Regions from separate parts of the Homo sapiens genome. Here region 1 is linked to region 2. Evidence: chromatin loops called from intact Hi-C (ENCODE). Cell type or tissue: endothelial cell of umbilical vein. All regions are shown on one strand. Region 1 has its middle 53 kb from the start of SYT14. Region 2 overlaps TRAF3IP3 (TRAF3 interacting protein 3).

Region 1 (4,000 bases), 120 kb before region 2:
TTAATGATAGGTGAAGAAGTTTAGATTTTATGCTGGGGAGCCAGTGAACAGTTTTTTAAAAAATTAGAGTGACTTGATCCCAGTGCTGTTTTAGAACCTGAATCTGGATTGGCGTGGGGAGAGCTTGGAGCCAGGAAGTCCAACTACTAGGAGGCTCCCACAGGACATTAGATGTGCGGTGTTGAGGGCTGGCCATGAATTGGGGCAGTGGGAAGAGGAATGGAATGGTGGCATCAAATGGACAGAAGCACTGGGTGCTAGTGAGGGACAGGACCTCTGTCCGGGAGGCAGTGCTGTGAAGGAGGAAGAGTGCCAGAACCTAGCCCTTAACTTACTGGCATGAGACAAGGAGGAGGGAAAAGGATGGGCAAGAGCACACTGTGATAGGTCAGCTCCATGCCAGCTCACACAGTCCATTAAGGCACGTGGTATTATCTTCATTTTACAATCAAGGAAACTAGACTGAGAAGAATCTGCCCAAGGTCACACCTTAGACCGCCATGGACATCAGCTTCCTTCCTTATCTACAACCTGCTGAGTTCAGTTTTGAACATGTTGAATGGGAGGTGCTGGGAGGATTTGCAGGTGTAGATGCGCTCATGGGCGATCACACAAACTCACACACCTGTTTGTTCATTCCTTTGTTTTTTGCGTGTCTGCTCCACTTCATCTCTTTGCACTCTGCATTCTCTCCCTTCCTTCTCCCTCCCCTATTCCCTTCTCTTTTTTCTTCTGATCTATTTTATCTTTTTCCTCTTTTTCTTTTTCCCAACTGAGTTAAAACATGCAGAAGCCTTTTTACACTGAAAAGCTATGAAAATATAAGAGACTGTTATCAATATTCTCTTTTCTCTGTATCAGTGGTTCTCAACTGGGGGCAATTTTGCCTCTCAGGGGACATTTGGCAATGACTGAAGACATTTTTGGTTGTCACAGCTGGAAGGGGATAATACTGGCATCTAGTGGGTAAAGACCAGGAATGCTGCTATCATACAATGCACACAGTAACCACCCCCTCCTCAAGAAAAATAATTATCCAGCCCCAAACGTTGCTCTGTACCTGAGGTCTGGCAGTGACCACTGCAGCACTGCTGAGTTTTACCAGGGGCTCTAGTTTAAGGCAGGGAGGATAGGCTTGTTTAATCAGAAGTCAAACCACTATAGATGGAGGCATTTAAGGAATCTGAAATTTTTGCAATGGGTGGTTTTTCATATGCAAATACAATAACACTTATAAACCACTTACTATGTGCCAGGCATTTTTAAAAAATACTTTACATATACAACACAGTTAATCCTCCCAACCATCCTTTCAGATAGAAACTAACAACTGCGCATAGGAAGTAGGTGGCCAAGCAAGAAAACTAACCCAGAAAGTCTAGCCCTCAAGCCACAGTCTTAAGACACTTCATCCTATTGCCCAATATAGCAACGGTGACACTCCCAAAATGTCACCAGTATGGCCTATGCCTTTCCTGGTTTTTCCACAGAAGCCTGGATAATAAAACTCCATTCATACTTTCTCATTAAGGCTTGCTTTTCTTATGCTACTCTTAATTTTTCAGTGACTAGTTGGGGTACTCTTCTGTGACCATGAAATAGATATTTTTCTCTTTGCAAAACTAATTGACTGGCCTCAGTAGCAAGATAACTGTTTTGTGCCTCAGTTTCCTCATCTGTAGAATGAAAATATTAATGACGTCATGAACTTTTAGGAGGGTTTAAATGAGTTAATACAGTGCTCTTCAACAGAGTTCGTAGACTTGCGCCAGTTGGTGAAGGTTTGTTACTAGTCTACGGGGAGATACGTATAGCAACTAAGAGTAAGGATTTAGAAACTTTTATAGCATTTTGACAATTTGATGTCTCTTACAGCTAATAGTTAAAAAAGGAAAAAATTGAGCTTGAATTTTGCATGTTTTAATTTTTTTTTCACTTTTGTAGTAATTTATTTTTATTGAATTCCACAAAAGCATTTGTCCATGACACATTGGAAATTTAAAAAACAAATACTGGCTCATTATCACAGCACAAGAAGCATTAAGTTAACATACGTAAAACACTTGAAGCAGCTCCTGGCACTTAGTCAGTGCTTAATAAATGTTAGCTAATAACAATAATAGCACTATATTCTAACAAAATGAGCTATCTGTCCCAAAGATGTACGTTCCTGAGATTTATCTTCTATGTCATTCTAAGTTCATCTTCAATTCTATTAAATCTCTTTCCTACAGTGTGAGCCATTAAAAGAAGTGCTACTCTACTCCTTACCCATTAATCATACATTATCAGACACTAAATATTTTAACAGCCAGTGTCTGCCATTGGTCTCAAGGGGAATATAACCAGCATAACACATAGTGATTGTGGTTGTTCTTCTGCCACAGAAGGTGACGTAGTCTTACACAGTGCCCCAGCTGCTAAGGAATCAGTCTCCCTGACTCACCCTCACGTGGGGAGCCTGCTTACTCACCCTAGCCTCACTGCCCTTCTAAGGCTCCTCCCAGGAGGAGGTCCAGAGTCCCTTTCTAAAGAAACTACACTATTTAACAGTCTAGGAATTCTTGGATCACCCAGGTTAGTCCTCAGTTTCCTTTAATCAGGCATTGGAGGCTCATATTGCAAATAAAGCAAATTCCTGGGTAACAGAAATATTAGTATCAAAATGGCTATATTTCTCCTGATATTATTGGCTGCCTATAAGTGTTCACGTAGTGGATCAATGAAAGGGGTGGGAGAAGCAAAAAGAAAAACCCAATTCATGCAAGACAGTCTAGTGCATCTGAGCGGGCTTCTCACCGACTTCCTTGGACTGCATATTTTCCTCCCTCCCTCTGACTCACTCCATGCAACCAATTTTTCTTTCCTCCTTTGAACTAACAACATTAGACTCATATCAGTTTCTCTTCTGAAACCCCAGTGGGTCTACAAGATCATGGGCAGGCACGTCCTGACTCTAGCTAGCTTCATTGTTCCTCCAGATTAATGTTGCCACTATACCCTTTGACTTAAGAATCTCTTGAGAATGTCACAATGTCCTTTAGGATAACCAAAAGCACAAAGGATTGGAATCACAACACAAAGGTCTAATACAGCTTTTTTGAATACTCACTTGTCTCATCAGGCCACTTACTAAACTAAAACTTTCTCTGGAACAGTATTATTTGGGTCCTTTCTCCAATATGTTTTCATCTTGACTGGGAGTTAGAGCTCCTTGGAGAGGGAGAACACAGGGCTCACACATTTTCTCTTTATTGGTGCTCCAAGGGAGGTCCTCTTACCTGCTTAACCATTCACATGATGATAAAATCTCTTTGCCCCAGAGGAACAAGACTGGATTTCTTTTGTTAAAATCTCATTAAAGACTGCTTCAGCCTGTAATAATTTGTTAATAGATGGCAGTGCTATTTGGCTGCGATTGGGTTTTCTTTCATTTCTTCTCAAGCAGGTCTCATAATTGTTGTCTTATCTCCAAGGCATTTTGGTTGTCACTGAAGTGTAACAGATGCTGTAGCCACTGCAAACCACTGGGTGAGCATCCCACATTATCTGTGAGGAAAGAGATGCCTCATTAGTTTCCTTCCTTTCATTTTTTTCCTTTTTAAGCTGCTCTCTAGTCAGCTAAAAAAGCTGGCTCTTTTTCTCAAACCAGGCCAGATTCCCAGATATTTTCCTGCTCAGTGATTTGAGTTAAACCTATCTGCCAAGGACCTCTCTCTCTCTCTCTCTCTGGTTGCATTTTACACAAAACCACTAAAGCAAGCAGTTTAGATTTTTTTTTTTTAAAGTATTTTCTGAGTGTCCATCCACATGGCAACAACTAAAGCATTTTCAGAGGCATGTGACAGGGTCTGTCTGAGGATGGAGAGGTCTGAAACCTCATGAGTCACTCTGGGAATCACATGAAATCATGGAGATAGAAGTGTTTTATAAACTGTAGCCTACAGAGATGGAGGATCACAAAGTGGTTTGGAGTACCCTGGGTTCTGGCTGAATTGTG
Region 2 (4,000 bases):
CCGTAGGGACACACACCTCCACCTGCACACACATACCTTCACATGCACACACACACCTTCACATGAACACGCACACCTCCACATGCGCACGCACACCTCCACATGCACACAACCTTCACATGCACACACATCCATATGCACACGCACACTTCCACATGCATGCACACTTCCACCTGCACACACACACCTCCACCTGCACACACACCTCCACATGCACACGCACACTTCCACCTGAGCACACACACACATCCACATGCACACGCACACCTCCACCTGCACACACACACCTCCACATGCACACGCACCCCTCCACATGCACACGCACACCTCCACCTGCACACGCACACCTTCACCTGCACACGCACACCTTCACCTGCACACGCACACCTCCACATGGCACACACACACTTTCACATGCACACACACACTTCTATATAGACACACACCTCCACCTGCACACACACACCTCCATATGCACACACACACACCTCCATAGGCACACGCACACCTCCACCTGCACACGCACACCTCCACCTGCACACGCACACCTCCACCTGCACACACACACCTCCACATGCACACACACACCTCCATATGCACACACACACCTTCACATGCACATGTGCACCTCCACCTGCACACAACTTCCAGCTGCACACACACCTCCACATGCACAGATACACCTCCACATGCACACACATTCTACCTGGACACACACACCTCCACCTGCACACGCACACTTCCACCTGCACACACATACTTTCACATGCACACGCACACTTCCACATGCACACACACACCTCCACATGCACACACATACCTCCACCTGCACACACACACCTCCACATGCACACACACACCTCCACCTGCACACACACACCTCCACATGCACACGCACAATTCCATCTGGACATACACACTTCCATCTCCACACACACACCTCCACCTGCATACATACATTTCCACATGCACACGTACATACTAGACTCAAGATGAGAACTTCTTTAAGAAAGCAAGAAACGGAGAGATATTAAAGCAGAGTGAGGGCGGCAGGGGGTGTAAGGGAGCTTCCCAGAAAGTCACATTCTATTTATTCATAAGCTGGGGCTGTCTAATGGTATTTTCGACATTCCAAGAAAGATGCTAATCTCAAGGGCGAGAGGGGAGCAAGGCCGGCATGAAGAGCCAATCTGTTTCTCGGTTTTTCAGTATTTCAGCTTAGTAGCTACAGCTTCCCTGCCACTTTTTTGTCCCCTCCCTTTGTAGACTTGCCCCTTTTGCCCAGGTAGGGGTTTTGTTCTTCCAGCCTGGAGTTTTGTGTAGGGTGTATCTGTGTAGGGGAGGGGGCGGAGGAGCCATCAATGAGAGCAAGTTTTCCAGAGAAAGGGCAGTGACCGGTTTTCCTATCTTTTCTCTGGCTTTTTCCAACCAGGCCAAGTGGGACGCTTGTGAGGTCTTGAAATTCCACCTCTCTTTAGGCCCGAGACGCCATGGGCTCTCTCAGCCAGATGGCCTGGACATTTCCATCTCTTATAACATTTCCGGTTTGTAATGGTCTGGGGGTAGAGGAGGGGGCTCGGCTTTGAGGTCCGCCTCCCTCAGTGAGTTTCAGGGTGCCTGGGAGAGGCAGGAAGTGGTATCTCGCAGCTCCTGTTTTGATCTTGTTTGGCTTATTCTTCTAACCATGGGAGCCAGGGGGTGCCCCCACCCTTTCAGCTTCCTGTGTTACTCAGCTGGGGCTTGCAAAAGCAAAAAGTGTTGCCAAAAATAATTTTTTAAAGTGCCTCCTGCTATTAATGTTTTTCCTAACGTCTCATGTGAGGGAGAGCAGAGAGTCAGGGATTTGGCATCTACAATAAGCAGAGGGCTTTGGGACCGATGGAAGACGTGGACAAAGACTTCTACTGTTTGAGCTTTGAAGTAACTGGTAAAACGGCTGCATTCCACTGTGGCCTGTTCATTGTCAATCCACAGGTCCTGAAATCAACTGGCTCTACACCTACCTCCTCTGGTTCACATCTTCGGTTCCACACATTTGCCTTTGCCCAAACTCTTTCTATGCAGAATGCAATCAAACCTACCAAATTTAAGGTTTATCTTGCTGTATTTTGGGAATATAGCAGGCCTAAGGCAATATTCTTAAAATTTTCCCAGTCTCCTACCCTTTTGGGGTACCTCCTCTCTCCCCATTCCATAGTATGGCTTTAATCCAATATTTTGCCTCTTTCAACTGTTTTTGTATTGGCCCAACCCCAAATTACTTTTCCATTCGTGTTGCAACGGAAGACAATTTACCATAGCCACTTCAGTGGGGATGAAGGGCCACCCAAGTCTGGAGCTTGAATGAAACCTCTTTCCACAGCTCTGCTTTTCTGGACTCCCCAAAACGTCATAAAAGTCGCAGCCAAGTTGTTGCAAATCGGGCATGTAGTTTCCTGGTCTGAGCCCCAGGGTCCCCCACACTGAAGCCCAGTGTTACAGTATGTGGGAAGAAGCACTTTTTACAGGCCTACTGCTGACATTCTAGGCAGTTAGACCCCGGGAGCCGAGGGCTCAGAGGGCATATAAACCCCAGTGAAGAGAGGAGCAAGGCGGAGGCCATACACACCTGGTGCCGGTCTGAGGTCTTCAGCTCCTGCTTCTGCGTGGTTTTCCCCTGCCTCTGATCTGCTCTCCAGAAACACCACCACCTCACCACAGAAGCACCAGCCCACAGCTCATCTCTCTGCTCTAGTAGAGGTTGCTTAGGGCTTCAGCCAATCCCCGCTGCGCTGTCATCTCAAGATCTTAATTCCAGGACGCAGATCTTCAAACCCAAGGCTGCCCTGCTCTCGTTTTTGTATTGCACAATATTGAAAGCTTGCTTTCTCTGCTAGTAGAGCTGTTTCTGCCCTGAAGGTTGGACCCTCCTCAGGAGTCTCAATAGTGCCCCAGAGCCTATGGTATCCAAAAGGCCCAGAGACATCCGGAGGTGAAGCCAGCGGAGGGAGCTGATCCTTGGGATTCTAATAGGGAGTTTGTGGTAAGTTCTCAGCATGTGAAGTTGGAAATTCAAATTTATGAAGGTCAAATGGCAAAAATAAAGGTCTGAACCAGTTCTGGCCACTTTCTTCCAATTATTTTTCCCAGATACCACAGTTTGGGGCTATACTTTTATTGGAGTTGAGGCTTTCATGGAAGAGATAGAGAGTTGAATTACCTTATTTTAGGGGAAACAATAGCTGTTAACTGAAAAAGTCTGAGACTGTTTTTCTTTAAAACTGGAAGCTAGGGGGTTGGTGGGGAGGAGGGACAAAGAAGAGAAGGGTGAGGATTGGGAGGGGTGAGAAGAAGGGAGGGAGGAAACCACAACCAAGGGAACTTCTGCTCTTGGGCTGGAGCATGGGGTGAAACTCCTCCTTGGAGACAAACCCAGAAATGTCTCTTAATATATCCCCCCTCATTCCCACAAAGCTTGCTTTGATTCAAGCTCTGGTTGTGTCTTACCTGGGATATTACAAGAGTCTCAACTCCCCCAACCCCTGCTTGGAGCCAGGGTTCTTATTGCTACAAGTTAGATAATCCTTGAACCCTCCCCCCTCTTTTTTTTTTTTCAAGACAGGGTCTTGCTCTGTTACCCCATGCAGGAGTACAGTGGTGCAGCCTGGACCTCCTGGGCTCAAGCGATCCTCCTGCCTCAGCCTCCCAAGTAGCTGTGACTATAGGTGTGTACCACCATGCATGGCTAATTTTTTTATTTTTAATAGAGATGAGGTCTCACTATGTTGCCCAGGCTGGTCTTGATCACTCAAGTGATCCTTCTGCCTTGGCCCCCCAAAGTGTTGGGATTACAGGTGTGAGACACTGCATCCAGTTGGAAATTACAGAACTTTTTAAGACACAGATCTGATCATTCACAAGTCATTTCCTCAGATAGTAATTGCATACCTTCTAAGGATGAGCCAGACATTGCTAAGTGTAGGACTTTATACCTCAATAAAGCATAGTTCCATTCTTACTC

What was found. A loop is a pair of places that touch in the nucleus more often than their neighbours do. Peaks named below come from ENCODE experiments on the same cell type or tissue, not always from the same donor. Only the 100,000 strongest peaks of a DNase experiment are listed, where the experiment ranks them.
Region 1: it touches region 2 in a loop (7-fold over the local background); 1 of 110 quality-filtered maps calls a loop at or near these places.

Annotation. Positions count from the first base shown.
Region 1 is chr1:209,883,293-209,887,292 of GRCh38, reverse strand. No RefSeq gene overlaps it. Among named protein-coding and RNA genes, the nearest start is that of SYT14, 53 kb to the left of the region's middle. In endothelial cell of umbilical vein, no CTCF peak of the experiment used is centred here; DNase peaks (open chromatin) are centred at 2,442, 2,972 and 3,872; H3K27ac peaks cover 2,157 bases; H3K27me3 peaks cover 146 bases.
Region 2 is chr1:209,767,269-209,771,268 of GRCh38, reverse strand. The region is part of intron 8 of TRAF3IP3 (TRAF3 interacting protein 3); the gene reads right to left. Among named protein-coding and RNA genes, the nearest start is that of TRAF3IP3, 13 kb to the right of the region's middle. RefSeq lists enhancers at 1,564-1,813, 1,824-1,873. In endothelial cell of umbilical vein, no CTCF peak of the experiment used is centred here; a DNase peak (open chromatin) is centred at 1,728; H3K27ac peaks cover 1,164 bases.